Linked DNA regions of Mus musculus: region 1 is linked to region 2. The links are chromatin loops, found by intact Hi-C in ENCODE. Cell type or tissue: heart. All regions are shown on one strand. Links, peaks and the distances in the headings refer to the core of each region. The heading gives the core; the rest is flanking DNA.

What was found. Peaks named below come from ENCODE experiments on the same cell type or tissue, not always from the same donor. Only the 100,000 strongest peaks of a DNase experiment are listed, where the experiment ranks them.
Region 1: it touches region 2 in a loop (13-fold over the local background); 2 of 42 quality-filtered maps call a loop at or near these places.

The regions. Positions count from the first base shown.
Region 1 is chr8:26,973,506-26,980,240 of GRCm38, forward strand. Zfp703 (zinc finger protein 703) reads left to right here and starts at 3,831. Exons shown (of 2, transcript NM_001101502.1): 1 at 3,831-4,106; 2 at 5,063-6,735. The coding sequence starts at 3,849. The coding sequence ends at 6,589. It overlaps Gm39150 (a long non-coding RNA gene), which reads right to left and starts at 2,410. Exons shown (of 4, transcript XR_001778540.2): 1 at 2,168-2,410. In heart, for the core only: CTCF peaks have their summits at 2,528, 3,262 and 3,464; DNase peaks (open chromatin) are centred at 2,516, 3,536, 4,606, 5,166 and 1 weaker place; H3K4me3 peaks cover 3,090 bases; H3K27ac peaks cover 3,401 bases.
Region 2 is chr8:25,973,495-25,980,229 of GRCm38, forward strand. Hgsnat (heparan-alpha-glucosaminide N-acetyltransferase) reads right to left here and starts at 3,250. Exons shown (of 18, transcript NM_029884.1): 1 at 3,031-3,250. The coding sequence starts at 3,217. In heart, for the core only: a CTCF peak has its summit at 3,316; a DNase peak (open chromatin) is centred at 3,257; H3K4me3 peaks cover 1,710 bases; H3K27ac peaks cover 2,203 bases.

The DNA.
Region 1 (6,735 bases), core at 1,504-5,503, 1.0 Mb after region 2:
AGGCTGAGATCTTTGGGATCCAGACATTGATGGGTGACGCAGTTACCACCTAAACTCTATTTAGCGACGACGTTCCCTAGAGGCAGAAAGAACACCAAATCCCAGGCCTCCTTTACCTGGGATCCTTTGTCTCAACACTCCACATGTGCTGTCTGCCTCTGGCCTCCCGGGACTGGGATGGCCACTCTCAGATTTTATGCATGGGGAAACTGAAGCATATTGGGGGAGGGGGAGACAATGTACCCAGGGTCACCTCAGCAGCAGCGTGCCTTAAAGGCCTGGTTGCCAGTGACCTGACTCCAGGAACTTCAGGTAAATAACAGACCCATTCCTCACTCATAGCTCTAGCTGGGCTGTTTACAGCATCCAATATTATTTAAAGCACTGCATAAAATCAAGCTCGCTTGTAGTTCCTACTAGGGAGATCTTGAGTCCTAAACCAGGCTGAGCTACATAGCAAGACCCTGCGTGCTAGACAGAAAAAGGACTAACAGGCAGCCCATTCTTCACTCCAGTGTCCTAGAAACAGCTTCAAGTAGCTCTAGCCCTGTCCTAGGTAAACCACTGCTTGTCATTTCCAGGGTAACCAGCGAAGGGCTGACAAATGAGGTCCTCTGCATCTGCCACACTTCTGTGAGGGAAGGACATGCGCTGTATGCCCCTGCACTGCAACCGGTTTTTTTTTTTTTTTAACAGGGTCTTTTTTTTTTCAACCACATTCCTAAGGCAATGCTCTGCCCACAGCTGGCCCTCAGTAAACACGGGTCCGGGTTGATTAATGAGTCATGTTCTCACCCAGGTGGCAAGCCATTCCTTTGAAAACTGAACTTCCTTTTAGGCGGCTGAGGCCCAGTGTCGTGCTCTGTATGGGGTAACAATTTTGCTAAGTAAATGTCAAATCGCAATCTCAATACTCTTCTGCAAGTGTTTTAATTAGGCCTTGGGCCTAGCTCACGGTGTTTTGGTTTTTTTTTTTTTTTAATTTTTCTCTCACAAGGAAACTGGATCAATCCAATCAAGGAAGCTCTCTTGTCCTTACCAGCACCCCCAAGGAGTTGTCCCTACCCTCTGTGTGTGCTGTGGAGTGTGTGTGTCCTACATACTGTACAGGAGCAGGAAACAGGCCTGGCGTCTGGCACCTGGCACCATTAGCCCTGTCCATGCTAACTGCTCTGAGCTTAGAGAACTAAGTTTCTTAAAAGGACAATGTATCATTCCGTGGGGAAATCGCCTGCACCCTAGCCTGCCCAGCCGGGACATCCTGTCTGCTCCCCTTCTTCCTTTTGTTCATTTGACATCTTTCTACTCTCCAAATAAAAATACTCCACCGTCCTTTCTGCAGCCTCCTGCCCTCTCTTTCCCACCCACATTCCTAAGTGTCTACTCTCTTTCCCTCTAACTTATTTCCCATTAATCATTTCTAACACACATCTGCTCTGCTCCTAGAATGGTTTCTAGGCTGGCTCTCTCTCTCTCTCTCTCTCTCTCTCTCTCTCTCTCTCTCTCTCTCTCCCTCCCTCTCCTCCCACCCCGCCCCCAGCTGGACTGGTTACAATAACCCAGGAGACTTTTGTCTCTGTCTCCAAACTCTACCTTCTTCCCAGTTTTTCCTCCAACATATCCACAAAGGCCATCGCTTCTACAACCCATCCTTCTTCCACTCTTTTCTCTCCCAAAGGCCAAAGGCCTGGGTTAAGTTGAAGTAACCCTTCAATCGCGGTGGACTGTGTTTGTTGGGAGATAGGGTCTCACTCTGTAGCACAAGCTAGACTGGAACTCACTAGGTATGCCAAGCTGGTCTCAAATTCATGGTGTGACTCTCCTGCCTCAGCTTCCTGGGTGCTGCATTTACAAGAACGAGGCTGCAGACCCAGCTTGGAGTAGAATTTTACAGATAAGTGTTCGCAATGACCATGAGGTCAGAAGGCATAGGCTGGCATGAGCTGAGCTTATGGGAGTTGCGGGAAGAGAGTAAAACTTTGTACTATAAAATAAATGAGAAAATCCTCCTCCCTTCCATTCATTCTCTTGCCCCTCCTGCTGCAATATGGACCATATCATCAGAGTCAGGGCATCTCTGGCTATTCACTAAATTTATAAGATCTAAAGAGAGGGAAGGGACAGTCGGGTAATTTCTGAGAAACCTATGCACATTTATTTATCAAACCTTGTGGCTCCAGGGAGAGTTTGAGTTCTGTGTATGACGGATGTGGCCTTGGAAGCTGCCTGCCGCCTTCTCTCCTGCACATCATGAAGTTCATGATTGTTCTATGATTCGCTCCTTCCGCTCACTTTGACGACCCCTTTGGAATCTCTTGCTCTCACGTTGTGTTGAGTCAATGATATCAGAGTCAGGGAAAAAAAAAAAAAAACAACCGTGAGTCAGCATCAGGCAGTCAGAACCAGATAGTCCTGGGTAACACTCCTACAAAGTCAGAACTTGATGGTCAGAGTGACTGACAAATCACGACTGGAAAAGGGTATTCAAAAGGAACAGCGACACCAGCGCGCCTCCACTGGCCACTGAGGGCACGCAAAAGTGGTCACTCCAGAGCTGGGGCACAAAGGACCAAGCTCAGTCGATTGAGCCAAGGATCTAGAACTTTATGGTCAGGACCATGACTATGTAAAAATCTCTGCCAAGTGTAAATACGTACTTTTTCCGGAAGGCTTGGGGGAATCCGAGAGGGTACTGTTATTATTAATAAAAAGGTCTTATTTCGAAATTTCGCCGGAGGGGAAACCAATGGGGCAGTCTCTAGAGTTTGTGTCGTCCTGCAATGCTGAGACCCCCCCCCTCCTCTAGGACATCGGCCTCTACTTTGATGCTACCTCCAACCACGTCGCCGCCAAACGGCAGCTCAGCTCGTCACAGCACAGTGAGGTAGCTTTATGACTTTAAACGGGACAAGAACCCTGAAACACACCAAACACGATCTATAATTCAGAGCGCCCCTGGGGGCGTTCCAGGAGCTTTGAGGTGACGCTTCCTGGCCAGGGAGCCAAACCTTCAACCACGCTTCACCTAGACCGTCTCACCGGGAAGGGAGTCCTTCCACTTCCAGTCTGACTGGACAGGCTCAAAGTAGTTGGAAGGGCTCAGGCAGCGCCCAGGGAATAGTGGATGCCCCCAAGGCTTCGGCGCTTCCAAGTGAACACATCCGGGAGAGGCCAATTAGGGGAAAGAGAACCGGCCGAAGCAGCTCGGAGAAGCTGCCGAGCTCCCGAGGCGTAGCCCGCCCCCCGGCGGTCCCGGGGAGAGGCTTGGATCCTAGGACCGGAGCAGGCGCCCTGCGTTCCCACCCCGGTCTCCACCCTAGACACTAGTGGGAAGCAGCAGGCAACAGGAGAGGGCACAGAGCCCGTGTCCAGAAGTCCCGTCCCTTGGGTGACCCGTGGGCTAGGGCAGCCGGGCACAACCCGCAAAGGGGAGCAGATCCAGCGCTGGGCGAAGGCCGGGAGGCGGCGACCGGCTAGGGCGCTTTAAGACTCTCCCCGCCCACCGGCGGCGCCCGCCTCCGCCCTCCGCTCTCCCCGCCCCGGGGTCCGGGAGAGAGCTGCGATTGGGCGGGCGCGGCGATCCCTTTGAAGTGTGGCTGCAGATCGCGGCTATTTGACGTGCAGCTCGCGGAAGGCGAAGGTTTTTGTGTTGCTCGCCTGGGCTAGCTGCGGCGGCGGCGGCGGCGGCGGCGGCGGCGGCGGCGGCGGTGGAGGAGGGGAGGCGGCACGGAGGCGCAGCGGCTGCTGCACGGCGTTCGACGCAGCGGAGCGAGCCCACCCGCCCCGGGAGCTCGCCTCCCGGAGCTTCCCCTCCCTCCCCGCCCCCCCAGTGGCACTGCCTCCTCCAAATGAGCGATTCGCCCGCTGGATCTAACCCAAGGACACCCGAAAGCAGCGGCAGCGGCGGCGGCAGCAGCAGCGGCGGCGGCGGCGGGAAGAGGCCGGCGGTGCCGGCAGTGGTGTCCCTCCTGCCCCCGGCGGACCCCCTGCGCCAGGCGAACCGGCTCCCTATCAGGGTCCTGAAGATGCTGAGCGCTCACACCGGTCACCTCCTGCACCCGGAGTACCTGCAACCGCTGTCCTCCACACCCGTCAGCCCAATTGAGGTCAGTCTCCGGGCGCTGCCCACCCAGAACTGAACCCCACTCCTCCACCCATGCTGGGCCCATGGCTCTGCTCCCTCCACCACCCCCCACCCCACCCCACCTCCCGTAGCGACGCGAGGCCCGAAGCTGGCCACGCAGGCGGACCTCCTGAGGAGGGACGGAAGGCAGGAACCAGACACCCCCCTCCCCGCCCGCCCAGGTTCTCCCTAGACTCATGGGTGGAAGGGTTTTGCCCAGTCGCCCTTTGGAGCTGCGTGTTTTCTAACCGACTGGATTTGCTCTTATGGTGCCCAGAGTCCTTTACTTTTCCTCTGGCCCCTTAGAGTCCTGTCCAAAGACGGCTTCTGGGCCTCCCTCGCCTCCACCCGGTGTCCCTCTGCATCTTCCCCCGTCTGTTTAGGGGCACAGTGCAGACAACCAGGCACTCGGGATCCTGGGTCTTTCTTCATCTTACTTCTCTGGGTGTCCTCCCCGGGAGGGAGGGAGAAAGGGAGGGAAGGAGAGAGGGAGGGGCTACTCACAGGGCCAACTGCGGCTCTGCCTTTAGAAGGCGCCTCTCCCTGCTCTTACACCGAGCGCCATCACCAGAAACCCGTCCCAAACGAAGTTCTCCCAAACTAAAGGCTTAAGTTTTTCCCTGGCCCAAAAAGATGGGAAAATTATCTGGAAAGGGGCGAATCACCATCCGGATTACAGAGAAGTCACCTTTAACCGGGAGGGCTGTGGTTGAGCCATTTCTCCTGCGCGCCAGCGCCCATGTCACACTCGGGGACTAACCCACAAGGCAAGTGTCATTCCGCCCAGCTACTCGGCCAGAGCCAGGCCCTCCTTCCGTGACCCTCCTCGCTCAGCTCCCTTCGCTCGCCCACAGTGCTCGGCTCAGCTTCTCCGCGCGCGCTTAGTGAGTCTCCCAGTCTCACCCCCTTCTCCCTCCCCTTTGCCACTGTCTCCCGCAGCTGGACGCCAAGAAGAGTCCTTTGGCTCTGCTAGCCCAGACCTGCTCGCAGATCGGCAAGCCCGACCCGCCGCCCTCATCCAAGCTCAACTCCGTAGCGGCGGCGGCGGCCAACGGGCTGGGATCCGAGAAAGACCCGAGCCGCTCCGCCCCCGGCGCCGCCTCCGCGGCCGCGGCGCTCAAGCAGCTGGGGGACTCCCCCGCGGAGGACAAGTCGAGCTTCAAGCCCTACTCTAAGGGCTCCGGAGGCGGCGACTCCCGCAAAGACAGCGGCTCCTCGTCGGTGTCCTCCACCACCTCTTCGTCCTCCTCGTCCCCCGGAGACAAGGCGGGCTTCAGGGTCCCCAGCGCCGCCTGCCCTCCCTTTCCCCCGCACGGGGCATCGGTCTCCACCTCATCAAACTCGTCTTCTCCCGGCGGCTCCCGCGGAGGTTCACCACACCACTCAGACTGCAAGAACGGCGGCGGCGGGGCCGGCGAACTGGACAAGAAAGAGCAGGAAGCCAAACCCAGTCCCGAGCCAGCCGCTGGGAGCCGAGGTAGCGGCGGGGACTCGGCTCACGGTGGCCCGGAAGCCACCGCATCGGGGCGCAAGTCAGAGCCGCCCTCCGCCCTGGTGGGGGCGGGCCACGTGGCTCCAGTGTCACCCTACAAACCAGGCCACTCGGTGTTCCCACTACCGCCCTCCAGCATCGGTTACCACGGCTCCATCGTGGGCGCCTACGCCGGCTACCCGTCTCAGTTCGTTCCTGGCCTGGATCCTAGCAAGTCTGGTTTGGTGGGAGGTCAGCTGTCCGGGGGCCTGGGCCTGCCACCAGGCAAGCCCCCCAGCTCCAGCCCGCTCACGGGGGCCTCCCCACCCTCCTTCCTGCAGGGATTATGCCGTGACCCCTACTGTCTAGGAGGCTACCACAGCGCCTCGCACCTCGGCGGCTCAAGCTGTTCCACTTGCAGCGCGCACGATCCGACCGGGCCCAGCCTTAAGGCCAGTGGCTACCCTCTGGTGTACCCGGGGCACCCCTTGCAACCTGCGGCGCTCTCCTCCAGCGCCGCCCAGGCCGCTCTCCCGGGCCATCCTCTCTACACCTATGGCTTCATGCTGCAGAACGAACCGCTGCCACACAGCTGCAATTGGGTGGCGGCCAGCGGGCCCTGCGACAAGCGCTTTGCCACCTCTGAGGAGCTGCTCAGCCATCTACGGACTCACACAGCCCTGCCGGGCGCAGAGAAACTTCTGGCCGCCTACCCCGGGGCGTCGAGCTTGGGCAGTGCCGCTGCAGCCGCTGCAGCCGCAGCCTCTTGTCACCTGCATCTCCCCCCGCCCGCTGCCCCAGGCAGCCCCGGGTCGCTGTCCTTGCGGAGTCCACACACTTTGGGGCTAAGCCGATACCACCCCTATGGCAAGAGCCACTTATCTACAGCTGGGGGCCTGGCAGTGCCGTCCCTTCCCACAGCCGGACCCTACTACTCGCCATACGCACTGTATGGACAGAGACTAGCCTCCGCCTCTGCGCTTGGATACCAGTAACCACAGCTCTGGCCCCTCCCAGCCCTTCCCCACCCACCCCTTCCTCTCACGTCCCACTGCCTTCGACGCTGCAAGCTCCACTACCGCTTACCCCTACCAGGATCCAGCCCAGCCCCTCCCCCACCGGACTGTGTATTTATTTACTA
Region 2 (6,735 bases), core at 1,626-5,625:
CTCCAAGGAGGGCAACAAGAGACATCAAAGGCCGCTGCTCTTCCAGAGGACACTAGTTTGACTCTCAGCACCCACATGAAACTCACAGCCATCTACAACTGCAGTTCCAGGAGCGCTTACATCCTCCTCTGGCCTCTGCGGGCACCAGGCACGCACAGGGTGCGGAGGCATACATGCAGGCAAAACCCCCACGTGCCTAAAGTAAAACAAGGAGACACAAGATGCAGATATGTATGGAAACGCTGACGGGCAATATCATCCGTGAATTCCAACCCAGTGGAATATTAAGACCAAGATCCAACCATGGCGCCCAACCTGACCACCAGCACTTAATACACAGCAAACAGCATTGGAGCATGACTGGACACTCTTGGACTACGTGATCCAGAACAGTCCAGCCTGCACCTACAGCTCTCCCAGAAGCACAACGATGACGAGATCATCTGCCCCCAGTGCTACACTCACCAGTTGCGTGCTGCAGCCACAACAACAGCCTCCAACCCAAGGCCACGCAAAGCCAAGAGCAGCTGCCAGAACTAACAGTGCAACCAAGTCAGACTTACACTGAGTGGAAGAAAAACCTAAATACAGACTGCAGCCCTCCCGAGTCACATGTGCAGGTGGGCGAGACTCCTGGGCCATTCTGCCTTGTAAAAGTTTGAGAACTCTTGCACCCCACCATTCTGGTGGAAGACTATGAACCTCCTCGCTTTAATGGCACATTTGAAAGGCATATGACGTGTATGACAAGACTGAAGGGCACTAAGACTCCCTGCTCCAGCATTCAATCAAGAGGTACTTGCTTGATGACATCATTAAGTTGGCACTCACTTAGGACTGGGGTGTCTCCTCTCACCACATAGACTCCAGGGACTCAACTCAAGCAGAGTTAGGCTTGACAACACATTTACATTACACACAAACACACACACACACACACACACACACACACACACACACACACAGCATTTAAAAATGAACTTCTGGGGCTGGAGAGCTGGCTCAGCAGTTAAGAGCACCAACTGCTCTTCCAGAGGTCCTGAGTTCACATCCCAGCAACCACATGGTGGCTCCCAACCATCTGTAATGGGATCTGATGCCCTCTTCTGATGTGTCTGATGACAGTGTACTCCTATACACAAAATAAATAAATAAAACTTAAAAAAAAGATGTCTTTAAAAAAAAGAATGAACATCTGTGAGCAAAGATTTTTTTTCCCCAAAAATAGCTTTTCAAAAATGTTAATACCATCTCAAAAGTACTGTGAAATTCCAGTCCTTTTCGGTGGGGCTGGAGTATGACATCTGCAGAGATCATAGACTCGTAGCTGGTAAGGATGACTGTCTTACTGTGTGCCACATCCTAACAGTCTTATACGATAGATTAGTCTTTTTTTCCCCCTCCTGTGGGGACTTCTCTGCACTGCAGTGATTGGCCTTGAATTGTTGGGTTCAAGATATCCTCCTGCCTCAGTCTCCCAAGTAGCTGGTGCTCCAGGCAGGCACCACTGTGTGACCTAGAGAGACCAACCAACTTGCTTTAGGTCCGACCTGCTGGGAGGTAGGTAGGAGTGGAGTTCAGTCAGGGGCAGTAGTTAACTCCTAGGTTACCACACTCCAGAAAGGACGCAAGCGTATCTGCTCTGTCCCTCCGGCCTCCACCAGCCCTTGGATTTCTCCCTCATCTTTCAGCTGGATAAAGAGAAAACAGCAATTTGAACATGTCCTCCCAAAGCTCACCACAGCCATTTACATATCCTGTGAGTTTTGGAATATTCGTTTAACGGCTTTCCTAAACCTAGGTATTCTTAGGGGTTTTGTTTGCTTGTTTATTTGTTTGATCTGTCATAATTTTCTTTTTCATTCCTCCTGTTAATTTTTTAAAATGTGTTTGGGTGCCTGGCCTGCATGTATGTATGTATGTATGTATGTATGTATGCATACCACATGAGTGCCTGGTACCCAAAGAAGCCAGAAGATGGCATCAGAACCCCTAGAACTTGAGTCATATGTGGTTGTGCCCTGACATGGGTAGGTGGTATCAAAGGGCAGCCAATTCTCTTAAGCTGGAGTCATCTATCCAGGCTACCTACCGTTCATTCTTGACAGTCTTCCTTTTCCAGTGAGAGTAACTCCCTGTGCAACTACTCTTCACCCTATACAACAGCATCCTTTCCTGGACAGAATGGCTGGATTTCTACTTCTTAGTCTTTAGTAGTATGTTTTACGCTTAGATTTGCCATGTGGGTTTTAGGCTCAGAAAGAGCTTGACATTGTTACTATATAATTTGGGAGCATGTAGAGTCCCTCAGGCCTAGCTGAACGTCAGAATTGCCCCCCCAGGAAGCTTCAAATAAGAGCAGCAGTGAAAAGTTCAAACACCCTGGCCAGACCCCAAACTCAGCAGGATTTTCTTTTAACTCTCTCCTCCCAAGGACGGGTTGTAATTGCAAATTGTAACTCACACCGTTCTTCGTGCTTTTTGCATTGTTTCAATGTCTTTTTTAAAGTTTGGAAGCTGAAGGGGTGTTCAACACAGGCACCACATTCCAATTTCTATACAGAAAAGGGGATGAGATGGATAGGAAAAAGGCAGGTGACATACCTTGCCAGGTGACAGGCCCTATCCCAAACAATGCATAAAGGTAAGGGGTGGGGGTTTGGGGTAGAAGTGGGTGTTCACTTGCCTCAGTCCTCGACCCAAACTATCCTCTCGATAGGAGTTTGTGAAATGGAGTTGCGGGACCCTATGAACCTTCAGACCTGAGTCAAGAGAAGTCCCAGAATTCCTATTTTTTCACCCTTCCCCCTGGTGAATTCGGAGACGGACAGAGCACCCAGCCCCAAGGTCCTTCAACTGAACCTGGGAAGCCAGACCCGGGTCGCGGCTCCTGCGACGCCGGCACTGCGGTCCACCCCAGCGTGGACCGGGCGCGACGCTCAAGTCCTGCGCCCCGCGGGCCGTGGGGAGGTCCGGGGCAGGCCCACGCACGGTCCCCGCTACCCCTAGCCGTGGGGGCCGCTCGCTCACCTGGCTCCGCCCGGCGGCCGGGGGCCAGCAGCGTGGCGCTCAGCACCGACCCGGCCAGCAGCAGCGCTGCCAGCGCCGGGCCCGCGCCCATGCCTCCCACAGCCTCTCTCCGGGAGTTGCGCTCTGTCCCCGCAGCCGAGCTGCGCTCTTCTGCCCGGCGCCTGCGCGAGCTCGACCCGCCCGTCATCGCCCGCTCCCGTGGCGTCACCGCTCCTGTCCCGCAGGGGATGGCGGGGAGAGGGCGGGGCCGCTCCCTCCTAGGCACGCCCCGCGGAAGCTTCCTAAGCCCCGCCCAGCTGGGAAAGCATGCGTCCAGCTAGTGTCCACCATAGGAGGGCAGCCAGGCTGTTTTCTACCCTCTGCACAGTGTTTCTGTCCCATCGGGAGAAAACCGCAAAAGAGTGGTCTTTGCTTTCCCAGTCATCCACTCCCTCACCATTCCCTGAACGTTCTAAATTCTTGCATCTTAGCCTTTCAACGTACAGATACGTGTTACTCACCTTCTAGGAGAGTCCTTAGTAAAAATGACTACAGAGCTTCCCCCTTACACGCACAAACTCTGGGCGTTCACTACCTAGAGTGAATGATACACCCCTTAAAAGGTCTCCTGTTTCTGGCCTTGCACAGGTTGCTGCCAGTCTGTGGAAGTTTAAGGTGTCCAGGGATGAGGACCTTATAAACCACACTGCTGTCTGTATTCCGGGAGAAACCATCACACGCGAAAGAGGGCAGGCATGATGTTTGTAATAAAATTGTAGTTGCAAAATCGTGTGGGCAATCTGAATGGCCGTCAACGAGACAGCATCGCGCCATGCAGCAGTGGAAATGAACAACAGATCTTCCCATTTCCACCTGTGAGAGGCTTCCATAGGATGATGAAGGGGAAACTGGTTGCACTTAGCTTTGTAATGAGTTTATTTACTTTTTTTGATGGACTCATTTACAAATTCAACTATGCAAAGAAACATACCAGCAACCTCATTTAAAGAATCACATTCTTTTGTTACTAAACACAACAGTGGTCAAAATTATAACGTATAGAATGGATCCCAAGATTTAATGGAAAAAAGAAAAAACAAAACAAAACACCCTGTGCTGAAAAGTTTCAGGTTCCAATGTCACTGAATCCAGTTCTGAACATGTTTCTTAATATTTCTTTGTAATGGATCCCCAGACTGGAGCACAACTGCCTTAGTGAAAGACCCATTCATGTTCTATAATCAGCATATAAAATGTAGCACCCACCAAAACTAAAACAAAGGCCTAAATCCATCAAAACCCATAGTTCTGGGAAAGTCTCTAAAGATAATAACCTTGGTTTTGGCTTTTGGCTAACTGTTCTTTTTAACTAGAGTATTGCAACACAGGGTATAGTGTTGTGCTAAAGAGTTCACCAGCTAATAAGGACTTCCTATTGGCTTAAACCCATATCCAAGTAGTCTTCTCTGGTGGACTCCCCCACAATATGTTAGAAATATGTTCTGGGTCACAAAGAAAGAGACCATCACTGCACCCGAAGTGTCTGGACAAGGCAAACTACTTTCCTCTCGATCAAGGGTGTGCTCTGTGTGTCACACTTAAACACAGCGAGATAGAAATGAATCTGGTTTTTATTATAGCTCAGGGAGTGGCTAGAGCCCGACTTCACAATCTTATCCATTTAGCTAGTCTGAAAAAGACTGGCCCACAGGAAATGAAGGAGGAAGAGGAAAGGTCTCGCTGTACTCAAGAAAAAAGAGTCACTGCTCCAGGCTGTTAAATTCCTAAAATAAGTGCAGTGGGCCTTTATGGAATCCAAAGGGTTTACTGGGTAGGGAGGATTAAAACATTCTCATAAAAGTCTTACAAGGTGGGGGAGATTAAATTTTTTTTTTAAATTCCCTGTCCTAAACATGTTTTGTATTGATAGAAAAGATTCATATTTGATATTTCTTACAAATGGAAAGATAAATGCTATATTCAAGCAATGATTAGGAGGGAGAGAGCAAAATGTCATGCCAGTGTCCTGGCGGGCTCCAACTGGCAGCGTCCTTGTTAGGCTGGGTAGTAAAGAGGTATACGGGTACACCCTGCATCATTCTAACATGCTTCATTTGAACTACTTGATAATTCTAGAGTCCCAATACAAAGGCAGTATGACTGATGTCAACCTGGAAGATCAAGGTGCCAAGTATTTGACAGAGGCTAACTGGTGCTAAGAGGCAAGGATTTGATGGGCCCAAAACTCCGGGCTGCTCCAGCACACGGTGAGTGTCTCTGCACTACTGCCTCTGGTGTTACAGCCTCAGACACAAGAAAGGCTTCTCTCAAGTGGATTCTTCTTGCTCACTGTGCAGAGCAGCCAACCAACCAGAGTTGTGGCTGCCTCCCCTCCGAAGAATCAAGAAGCAACTGAGAGCCTTTCAAGAGTGACCAAAGAAAGAAAGGACAGAGATGAGAAGACAGAACAGAGAATTTTAAACAGATAAAAAGTTTTAAGGAACCACAGGGAAAAAAAATCTGCAGACCCTGGATGCCAGCAAAGTCTAAGAAAGCATTGAGGATTTCAGTGAAATCCAAGAGTTCCAGTTCCCATGCTGAGAGCTTTCATACCAACCTCTGGAGGGGGTTGCTGGTAGGGTTAAGAGTGCTGTACCTGAGGATTGTATCACAGGAGGAGGAGGAGGAGGGAGGAGGAGAAGGAGCCTATGGCTGCCTCCTGCTGCTCCTCCATGCTGCCCAAACACTTGGGGGGAAATTAAAAGTGAGGTGATAGCATCGCTTGCCGAGCTCCCCCTGCCACAAGCTCTGCCCAGAGAGAAGAGAAGAGCTCTCAGCTTCTAGTGTGAAAGGAGGGAAGGTAGGTGGGTTACACAGCAGGGCTCAGGAGGCGGCTCCCAGTGAGGGACTGTAGGAAGGTGTGGCTGCTCACAAGTGTGGCCAGAGGATCACTGCATATCCACACTTGAATCTCACACTCGGTCAAGCAGTACTCAGACAAAAAAAAAAAAAAAAAAGAAAGAAAGAAAGAAAGATCAAATACTAAAATGGAAAAAAATTGCTAAGGAACCTTTGCAAATCCATGGAGTTTGTGATTACTATAGTAGGAATGATTAGATGTCTTTAATTACACTTACAGAGGAAAAAAATAGATATCAGAGGAAAATCAAAACTGATCTTAGAGAACTTGTAATCGTGTTAAAGCGTATGCACACTGAATTAGGTTTCATCGCTGTGGAGAGACCCTGTGACCACAGCAACTCTTAATAAAGGAAAAGGTTTAATCGGGACTGGCTGGCTTACAGTTTCAGAGGTTTAGTCCATTATCAACATGGTGGGAAGCATGGCAGCATCCAGGCAGGCATGGTGCAGGAGAGGGAGCTGAGAGCTCTACATTTTGATCTGCAAGCAGCAGGGAGAGACTGTGTATCACACTGGGCATAGCTTGAGTATAGGAGACCTTAAAGCTCCCACAGTGACACACTTCCTCCAACAAGGCCACACCCACTCCAACAAGGCCACACCTCCTAATAGTACCACTTGCTTTGACCAAGTATCCAAACACATGAGTCTATGGGGCTTTTCCTAGTCAACCCCACTTTTGCCTTTTCTATGGAAATAAAGAGTGACTCTGGGCGGATTCCTGAGTTCGAGGCCAGCCTGGTCTACAGAGTGAGTTCCAGGACAGCCAGGGCTACACAGAGAAACCCTGTCTCGAAAAACAAA